2 separate regions of the Mus musculus genome follow, and region 1 is linked to region 2. A link is a loop called in an ENCODE intact Hi-C map of the cell type or tissue named here. Cell type or tissue: left cerebral cortex. All regions are shown on one strand.

Region 1 (5,000 bases), 54 kb before region 2:
AGGCTGTAGTTAGGTTTATTAGTGGAATGAACAACATAGCAGGGCAAAGTGGTGCAAGCCTTTAATCTCAGCACACCAGAGGTAGAGACAGGTATATCTCTGTTAGTTGGAGGCTAACCTGGGCTACATAGTGAATTCCAGGATAGCCAAAGCCACATAATAAGACCTGTCTTAAACAAAAGACTAGAACATTCTCCTCTCTCATCTCCTAGAGTTCAAATCTTCCAAGATGTTCAGATTCCAGGAGCAAGAGAGATGGCCTAGGGGATCAAAGCCCTGACTGCTCTTCCAAAGGACCTGGGTTTGATTCCCAGCACCCATATGGCAGCTCCCAGCTCTCTGAACGTCCAGTTCCAGGGGACGCGACGACACCTTCTTCTGAGCACTGCATGCACCTGTTATGGAGTCATACACTCGGGCATGACACCCTATAGACATAGTAAAATTAAGAATGCAGACCTCGCTGTTTCTTGTGAGACTATGCCGGGGCCTAGCAAACACAGAAGTGGATGCTCACAGTCAGCTATTGGATGGGTCACAGGGCCCCCAATGGAGGAGCTAGAGAAAGTACCCAAGGAGCTAAAGGGAACTGCAACCCTATAGGTGGAACAACAATATGAACTAACCAGTACCCTGGAGCTCTTGTCTCTAGCTGCATATGTATCAAAAGATGGCCTAGTCAGCCATCACTGGAAAGAGAGGCCCTTTGGACTTGCAAACTTTATATGCCCCAGTACAGGGAAATGCCAGGACCAAAAAGAGGGAGTGGGTGGGTAGGGGATTGGGGGGGTGGGTATGGGGGACTTTTGGGATAGCATTGGAAATGTAAACGAGAAAAATACCTAATAAAAAAGAAAGAAAGAAAAAAAAAGAATGCAGACCTCAGCAGTGGAAACATGGCCCTTGTTGGTAAGACCACCCATTGCTCTGTGCTCAACCTTACACTGAAGTGGGCTTATTTGGCATTTGGGGACAGTTAAAGCTTCCTTCCGCTCATTTGCTGGGTTTTCAGCACTAGTAAGAAGTACCCCCAAAGGAACGGGATCTTAGAGGTGAAAGGTCAACAGAGAGACCAAGATATATGAAGCCAGGGATTGCACGGGCAGGCAGTAAATGACATAGCACAGCAAGGCAAGGGGGAGGAGGGGTCTGTGCTGTGCAGAAGGGTCTCAGAGGCCTAGCATGACTCAACTTGCAATTTTCTCCTTACATCCTATCTCTGAGGCATAATGAAGTCATGTTCCCTCATATACACATCAACACTGCCTCACTGCCCTGGTCTCTGGTGCAATCCACCACAGTAGGACCAGATTTCTGTAAGAACCTCTCCCTTACCTTGGCCTGCCCACAGCCTCCTGGGTTGTTCTGACACAGTAGTTCTCAGTTTAGGCTGTACAATAAAAACTAGAATTCTAAGAATCCCTAGTCTGCACCCCAAGCACTAATATACAATTGATAGGAAGTTAAGACCCAGGCACAAGTGATGGGCTAGTTTCGGCTTTGTTTCTTTAATATCTCCCCTAGTGACCCAGGTCACTCCCAAGCTGACCTGGAACTCGCGATCCTCCACACCTGCCCAGATACTATGCTATCTTCTTTTGAGGAAAGGAGTCTTTTGAGAGAGTCTCCCTATTGTAGCCCTGACTTGGTCTGGAACTATGTAAAACAGACTGGCCTCATACTTGTGACTCTCCTCTTGCCTCTCCTTTCCCAAACGCTGGGATTGCATGTTTTGCCTCCATACTGGGGAATGGAGGGCCTGTTCTGTTCAAGTGTCTTTCCCTGAGCCTTACCTCATGCACATTCATTACTGTTACCTTTTGAAAGTCTGTCACGCGTGTAATGGGCGTGCCTGAACTGAGAGGTGACTGAGTGGGTCAACGCTGTGACAGGGGGAGAACACAGCGAGGTCGCCCTGAGAAGAACACCGAGCCAAGTCTGGGAGGCAAGGAATGAGTGTGAATGGTGTTCCGCTGCGTCAGCGAGGCCCGCCCCGCCCTTGGGAGGAGGATCCCGGGGACCGGAGCAGCCACGCGGTGGGGAGGCAGAGCAGCAACCCGCGGAAAAGGCGAGGGTCTTGCTGCTGGGGATAGGGCCGCAATCACCCTCCAACAGGCCAGGTCTCCAAGCCTCTGCAGTCGGAGCGGAAGGGGCGGAACCACGGTGAACAAAGCGCACAAGGTCCAAGGTCCGCGGCCCCGGGGGAGGAGAAGCGCCTGCTTTCTGCGCAGTCGCCCCGCCCGGACTGGGGGGCGGGACTTAGGCGACCCGGGGGTGGGGTCAGATCTGGGCCCGCCTCCACCAGCGCCTGTGAGCCCCGGAGTGCGTGGCCCCCCGACTTATTCTGGGGGCTTCAGGTGAGCCGGACCATAGAGGGGTTAAGGAGACTTTCCTCGGGGTCAGGTCATCTGTCTGACCTCAGGACCATCTGCCCTGCCGTCTGCCAACAGCCATCTCCGTAGAAAAAATGGGAGAACAAAGGGAGGGGGCGGTCCTGGGGCCCCTAAGAAAATTCAGGGTCCTAGGTACCCCGCCCCGCCCGCTGACACTTTCGGTTTCTCCCCGAGTCTTAGGTGCCGCCCTAGAGACCCTGGGCCCGTACTGGGCGCAGCTACCTCTTCGCCTCTGCCTGTCCGTCTTTGTTTCTGTGTCTGTCTAGCTGTTCCCGAGCTTGTCCCACTCCAGAACTAAGTCTCCCCTACGCCAAAAGCCCAAGACTCCCCTCCTGATTCCCATGGCAGGTACGTTGACGCTAGGTTGGGGTCTCCATTATTCCCCCCTGCCCCCACGAAATTGGGTGCCGGGTGTCGAACACATTCTCCAGGAATGTGCTCAGACTGGCTGCGTGGGGCCCTCCCTTCCTCCTGGGGAGCCACCGCCCTGCCCCTCCGCCCCATCATTCTCTGCCTCTTCTTACGTTTTCCGCGGGTGCTCCTGGTCCTTGGGCTGTGAAAGAAGAGTCCACAGATAACTTTCTAATCTACTCCTGCTCCCCTACAGGCTACTTGCCCCCCAAAGGCTATGCCCCTTCACCCCCACCTCCCTACCCCGTGCCATCTGGGTATCCAGAGCCGGTGGCTCTGCATCCTGGACCGGGACAAGCTCCAGTGCCCACCCAGGTGCCTGCCCCTGCTCCCGGCTTCGCTCTCTTCCCCTCGCCAGGCCCAGTGGCTCCAGGGCCTCCTGCTCCTTTCGTGCCATTGCCAGGGGTGCCTCCTGGCCTCGAATTCCTAGTGCAGGTGAGTGAGAGAGAGGATGGCTGGGAGGAGAACTGAAGTTCGAGGTGACGGATAAGGTCAACGCTGCTCTTAACTCTTTACAGATTGATCAAATCTTGATTCATCAGAAGGCTGAACGAGTGGAAAGTGAGTAGGAGATGGATGGAGCAAGATGGGCTTCATGATCTTTATGGCAGTGGTTAGCTTCTGGGCAGGTGGCCCCCGAGCCTCAGCGTGTTGCCCTTCCCAGCGTTCCTAGGCTGGGAGACCTGTAATATGTATGAACTTCGCTCCGGAACCGGACAGCAACTGGGTCAGGCAGCTGAAGAGAGCAACTGTTGTGCCCGCCTGTGCTGTGGTGCCCGCCGACCATTTCGAATCCGCCTAGCGGACCCTGGGGACCGCGAGGTGCTCCGGCTCCTCCGCCCACTTCATTGTGGCTGCAGCTGCTGCCCCTGTGGTCTTCAGGAGGTGGGCATGGCAGGTTTTGGGGTGGTTGGTGGGCAGTGTATGGTAAGCAGCGCAGAAAGAGTTGTGGCTTTAATAGGAGTGGGGGCGGTTTAGTTGAGGGTCTGAACAGTCAGAAGACAGCTGGCACCAGTGAAGAGCGCTGGCCAAGGTGTCCTGGCTTGACAGTAATCCTGTCTGCTTCCCTTTCCAGATGGAAGTCCAGGCTCCACCTGGCACCACCATTGGCCATGTGCTACAGACCTGGCATCCCTTCCTTCCTAAGTTTTCCATCCTGGATGCTGATCGCCAACCTGTTCTACGAGTTGTAGGGCCTTGCTGGACTTGTGGCTGTGGTACAGACACCAACTTTGAGGTATTATGAATTAGGGGGCGGTGATTTCTAGGCTCTTCACAAACCAAGATTGGGGGCGATGAGCTGGCTCAGAGGGTGAAGGTACTTGCCACCAAGTTTGACAACCTGGGCCCTAGCCATGAGTCCCATATTGTAGAAGACAGTTCCTGCAAACTGTCCTCCCCACACACATGCCATGGTGCACGCAATCAATCAACCAAGCAATCATTCAATCAGTCAATGTAATTAGAAAAACAAGAAGAAAAGGCAGTAGCCTCCGTGCTAACGGATGACTTAAGGTCAAGACCTGTCTGAAACCAAAAATGTCTTCTTCAGTCCAAGACTGCATGTTCCCTACAGCCCTGCAGGGCCTTAGGGAGCATCTGAGGCCAGCCTGCATCTAAAGTGGAGGACTGTTATCTCCCAGTCTTCCACTGCATACATTTGCCATGGGCTCGACCCAGGTAGCCCCTGTGCTTATCTGTAAGCATAGACCCTTTCATAATTTAACCCTTGGCTTGGCCTGGAAACCTAGAAGTCCAAATGACCCATCTAACCAGAAGTCCAGGTGATGTCCTTCTCCCAGAGACTTCCTCTCACCAACCCAGGACCAGAGGAACCCAGCTGGTAAAGACTCCAGAGTGAGGGTTGGGAGACTCTCTGGCTCCTAGCACTGCTCGGACTCTTGAGTTCTTTAAGGGATGAGTCCCCATTCTGATAAGGGAGAAACAACAGGTTTCATCCAGTAGAGGTGCTTCACCTAAGGTTGCCTTTTAAAAAGTGAGTCACCTTAGTAGTCAGAGGCAGTTTTTGTGGCCGAGAACCGGTTGGAGAGGAGATAATTGTGTGATCTCCGCGATGGGAATGTGTACGCTATGGGGTTCTCAGGGAGTCAGTGTCCCTTTCACACAATCCTGAATGGTCCATGCGTGAGGCACACTCTCAGGACTGCAGAGTTGGCAGCAGTAGACTTTGCTGAG
Region 2 (5,000 bases):
AAAAGGGATTGGGAGGGTGGGAGATGGGAGCTTGTTAAGAGCCAGGCCTAGAGAGATGGTGCCCTTGCCAGGTTGCACTAGAGTTAGGGTTATGCTCAGAAAGCGCTAAATGGTTTTGTCATACCCAAAGACGCTTCCAACAGTACCTGGAGTGCCTTTCGGATTCTCAGTAACCCAGGTCAAACCTGAAGGACCTGGAAGTAACAGGAGGACAGTTTGTTCCGTCCTCCCACCCCACCCCCCAGGCTGTCCTCCCCGGGCCATCCTCCCCAGGCCATCCTCCCCAGTCTCTCACTATCCTGTTCTTCATCTTCTATATCCTCTCCGAGCTCTGGGCGGGAGCCGGACCTCAGATACCTTCCTTTGCTGTAGTATTCCTTGCGCTGTAGATTAGCCAGCTGCCCCATGGAAGAGTCTGAGGCTGATGGGAACTGGTTTCTATAGGTAGCAGAATCTGAAAAAGTACCCCAGACAATCTTGAGCCTGTGGCCACCTGCTCTGCCTTTGAGTCAGGCCACTACCGGATTAGAGTTTAAGTTCTCATCTAACACCCCTCCCCCATGTTAAAAAGCCTTCAGTGAACCCCCATCCCCCAAGGGTTCTCTTAATCTCTCTGTTCAGTTTGTCTCTGGAGGCCCCCCCCCCCCCAGTGGAGACTCAGCTCCAGTTGTTCCCATTCCTTCCCTAGCGTCCCCTCCAGTCACTGCCTCTCTGTCAGACGAGCAAGACTGTAGGCCAATGCTCTCTGAATAAATCAGAATACAGCAGAGATGTGAGGAGCAGAGAGCCAAAGAGAACAGATTTGAAAACATGTAAATTTCAAGGAGATCTGGGCTCTGGAAGAGTCTCTTGTCTCCACTCTGCAGCCCCAGGAGGCCCCTGTCACTAACCGTTGGTGCTTAAGACATGGCTATCAGTCATCAGGACAGTGTCATTTTTGACTCCTGTGGCCAGTCTTCCTGCCCAGCCTTTCTCCACAGGCCTAGGCTTCAGGTCTGTCGCCACAGCTTGATTACTGCTGCTGATGCTGGCACTAGCCCCAATGCTCTCTTCCTCAGTGGGCAGGTTTTTTGGGGACTTTAGGAACTTCCCTTCACTGTAGTGTATCTTTCGGTGCTTGTCAAAATCACTGGAGTCTGTGGGCCAGCGTGAAAGCTTAGCTTTCCCCCAAGGTCTTCACAGAAGGGCTGCCCCCCACCCAAGCTCCCCTGTCCATCGAGACCCACCCCACGTCTCACATACATGTCTTGGCAAAGTTGTCTGTGTCCTTTGAGTTTTTGTTGTCTCCGTACTGGAGGACCTTGGGGAGGAAATTGTCCATTGTGGCAAACCTGAAGGGGAGGGAGACTAGTTGGGGGTACAGAAGGGAAAAAAAATGATGGTGGGGGTAGGTGTTGGGTGGGGACCAAGCTGCTGATTGCCTAGATCAGCTTTGGTTAGGCCTGAGGAGGTAGGTAGTACCTACCATTTTAGGGTTTGAGGAACAAAGCTATCTGAGACTGCCTTCAAAGGTATGAGGGCAGAGGGCACAGCTCAACTAATCTCTGAGAGGGCTCTCACCTCTCTGCCACTGACTGAGGAGTCACCTTGAGAGAAGATTCTGCAGATGGGTCCTCATCGGTGTCCTGCAGCCTGCAGAGGAGGAGGAGGAGGAGGAGGAGGCAGTGTTTGTGCCCCGAGGCTTCTCTGCCTCTTCCTCATAGCCACATGTTAGAATACAGTTTAGGCTCAAAAGCTAGGGCTTAGCACCTGTGGTAGGGGGTTCTGGGCTCATCCGCCTTCATAAAGCCATAGTCTTTGTCAGCAGGGTGGTAGGTAGCCAAGATGTTCATTTCATCCCAGCGCTGAGACTTCCTAAGGTGAGGGAAGGAGCAAAGGAGGAAGCTCTTCTGGCGACCCTCTCCTAACAGAGAGGTCTCCTTCATTCTTCCCGGCATTCAAAAAATTCTTCTTATATTCCCTCGTAGAGGCTAGGATGGGAGCCAGATACCCAGTGATAATCAGTGCTGTGTGGCCAGGATTCCTGTGACACCTGCTGCCCTCTCCAAGTCATGGAACTTCAGATTTCCAACCTATTTGACCTCACCACCTCTCCCTAACCAGGGCCTTGGGACTCTGTTTTTTTCTTGGCTTCAGCTCAAGGTGTCCTGAACTCCTCCCTCCCTCCCGTCTCAGGGCTGCTGGCTAAAAGCTGAGTTGCTGCTATTTAAGCTCTCACCTTTCTTACTCTCTAGCCCTCCTTCCCTCGCTCTTTCCCCCTGCCTTTCTACAATAAAGCTCTAAAACCATTAAAAAAAAAAAAAACAAAAAAACAAAAAAAAAAAAAAAACCAGCTGAGTTGCTTACTTCTCCGAACCGGGGGGTTTCTTTATCAAAATGGAGCTGCTGTTTTTTAGGATGCTCCGAGGCCGCTCCGTGAAAGATGTCCCGGAGTGTGTACTACTCTCCGAGCTGTACACTTTAGCCTCCTCCGGCCCGGGGGTGGACGCCTTAGTTGCACCAGTTCCAGTGCCAGGGGATGTGCTGGACCCAAGGCTTGCAACCTCCTGAAGTTGCGGAGCGGGTCCTGAATTGAGGGTCACTGCCCCTTCAGAGGGCTGAATTGGACCAGGACTGCGGACTACAGGGTTCCCGGAATGCAAGAGGGAGCCAGGACCGCGAAGCAAGGCTACTCCGGGGGGTAATCCGGTGTCTGTTTGCATACCTCTGGCACTGCCAGGTACTGCCCTAGAAACCCCCCCAGGGGATTCTGCACTGAGGCCACTAACAGGTGCGAGAGACTCCGGCTTCTCCATAGCTCAACTTGGTAACCACTTCAATTCCACTGCCTACCCTTCTAGCTGCACATAGCCCTGCCCGTTGGCCCTGCCCCCATCGCGGCGGGCGGTGGGCGCTGGGGGCTCCGGGTCAGACCGGACCTCCTCTGCCTCTTCTCCCTGGCGCTGAGGCAGGTGAAAGGTCGACTATCAGACTTCAGCCTGGGAGTTCCTCCGCACACCCTTCCCTTATTGTTACACCCCAAGACTTTCTTTGTCTCTGTAATTTGTTCCCGCCCTTCTCCATCACCGCCCTTCTCCGAATCAACCAATCACAGTCAAGGGGCCTGGCCAGCGGTGAGGAGCCTTGTGATGTCACAGCCCCGCAACACCAGGGAGAGCCTGAGTAGGGCTGGGTTCTGTTAATAGCTCTCAGGTAACCTCTCAGAGGTGTCCGCTCTGTCCCTTGAGATTACCCAACGGGACACCGCTAGGATTTTTATTAGTAACTTTTAAGATTTAAGAGTTTCATTGGCACAGAGCTCAAGTTGGCCTTGAAATGTGTGCGGGTAGGAGAGGTGTGATGCAAAGTCTGTGGGGCCGGAGCGGGGTGAGGTGCGAGACTGGGTCAAGGAGAGGTGTGATGCGTGATCGGATTGCGACATTTCCGGCCTCGGCACTGTGAAGGGCTGAGACTTGGATTTATAAAACTACTTTTTCTCTGTCCCGAAGATAGCGTTTACTTCCATCGCCTTAAAGCGTGCGGTGTTAGGGGAAGCCACCAGCCCTTGCGTTAAGGCGAATGCTCTAATATGTCGCTTTTCCCTAACAAGGGTTGGGTCCAAGGCGCCGGGCGACGTCGCAAAGTGTATCTGGGCGCCAGCACGCCTTCGTCGCAAAGACGCCTGCGGCGGGCGATTCTGCCATCCACTGTCGCAAAAGCAGCCCAAATCTTCCCGGCTCTCGTAGCCTCTGTCGTCCCGCTGGGCCGTAAAGCAGTCCCCCGACCCCGTCGTCCTTCCGTTCCCCTCGTGAGAGACCTCGGTTCCTTAGCTGCGGACGCTTCAGTGCCGTAAAGCACACCAGGCCCCAGCCCCCCGGCCGTATTCCCCCAGGGCGTCTGGCCGCCGCGGTTGCCACGGTGCCGCCAAGCGCGGCTGTCGCGCGGCCGCGGTATCAGCGGCGATGGCGGCGGGGTCGGGTGGGAGTGGGGGCTCTGGGGCGGGCCCCGGGCCAGGACCGGGGCCCGGCGGGGGTGGGGGCCCTGGCAGCAGCGGACCAGGCCTGGGGTCCGGCGGGGGTCTCGGCGGTGGCGGGGAGCTGCACCCGCGCACCGGGCGCTTGGTCAGCCTGTCGGCCTGCGGGCGCACGGCGCGGCGGCAGCAGCCGGGCCAAGAGTTTAACCACGGGCTGGTGCTGAGCCGAGAACCCTTGCGCGATGGACGCGTCTTCACCGTCCGCATCGACCGCAAGGTGCAAAGCCGGGGCAGCTGAAACGAGGTGTGGAGGGGAGTGGGAGGGGACGGGAGGGAGAAGCGGTAGGACTGCCAGAAGGTCTGCATCTCCAACCGAGCCTCCAGGTACCGATAGCGAGCCGGCACACTGTAGTGCACCGGGGAAGAGAAAGGAGAAGGACACGGAGCAGACACATTCATTCTGAAGGAGCATTCGTTTCCCGCAGGACAGGGAGCCAGGGTCCGGTGGTTAGAATGGCTAGTGAACACGTCTAGCACAATCTCTTAGGGATGGAAGACTGACAGGTGCCCGAGATGGAAGAGTAGAGAAATAATAAAAAGCGCAAACTGTTGACAAACGTCCCAAACCAGAAAGATAGATGAGGAGACATGCGAAAAAGGGAGTGTATGTGACTTGCTTGACTCCAAAACGAATTTGGAAAGAGAAGAGAATGAATTTGGGTGGAGCTTTGCCCTACTAGAGTATTGGGGTTGGGAATGAGAGTGATGTAGGAGAGCGAGCATTGTGGACCTAAGAAGCATGGGATTGGAGTGGCTGAGGAGCTACAGAGACTGGGAAGTAAGAGGAGATCGGGTTAAAACCAGGGCCTTTAACCAGCTTGTTCAGTGGGTAGAGGGGGTGATGTGCTAAAACACGTGTCAGCAGACACAGATGCTGAGAGCCAGTGGGTCCTGGTAGTTATGGAGGCTAGTTCCAAAAATTATTTGTGTGTCTATGTCAGTGGCCTCAGAGGACAGGGTGAGAGGCACACGGTGCTCTGGAATGTGG

The links. Peaks named below come from ENCODE experiments on the same cell type or tissue, not always from the same donor. Only the 100,000 strongest peaks of a DNase experiment are listed, where the experiment ranks them.
Region 1: it touches region 2 in a loop (2.3-fold over the local background); 5 of 42 quality-filtered maps call a loop at or near these places.

The regions. Positions count from the first base shown.
Region 1 is chr11:69,844,335-69,849,334 of GRCm38, forward strand. Plscr3 (phospholipid scramblase 3) reads left to right here and starts at 2,283. Exons shown (of 8, transcript NM_023564.4): 1 at 2,283-2,357; 2 at 2,574-2,741; 3 at 3,001-3,239; 4 at 3,323-3,365; 5 at 3,469-3,689; 6 at 3,880-4,041. The coding sequence starts at 2,735. In left cerebral cortex, no CTCF peak of the experiment used is centred here; DNase peaks (open chromatin) are centred at 2,030, 2,208 and 2,760; H3K4me3 peaks cover 1,733 bases; H3K27ac peaks cover 1,613 bases.
Region 2 is chr11:69,897,957-69,902,956 of GRCm38, forward strand. 2810408A11Rik (RIKEN cDNA 2810408A11 gene) reads right to left here and starts at 2,958. Exons shown (of 9, transcript NM_001382461.1): 1 at 2,347-2,958; 2 at 1,750-1,854; 3 at 1,561-1,632; 4 at 1,243-1,331; 5 at 891-1,136; 6 at 296-454; 7 at 147-194. The coding sequence starts at 2,795. Neurl4 (neuralized E3 ubiquitin protein ligase 4) reads left to right here and starts at 3,860. Exons shown (of 29, transcript NM_001013414.3): 1 at 3,860-4,229. The coding sequence starts at 3,942. In left cerebral cortex, no CTCF peak of the experiment used is centred here; DNase peaks (open chromatin) are centred at 3,119 and 3,728; H3K4me3 peaks cover 2,508 bases; H3K27ac peaks cover 1,967 bases.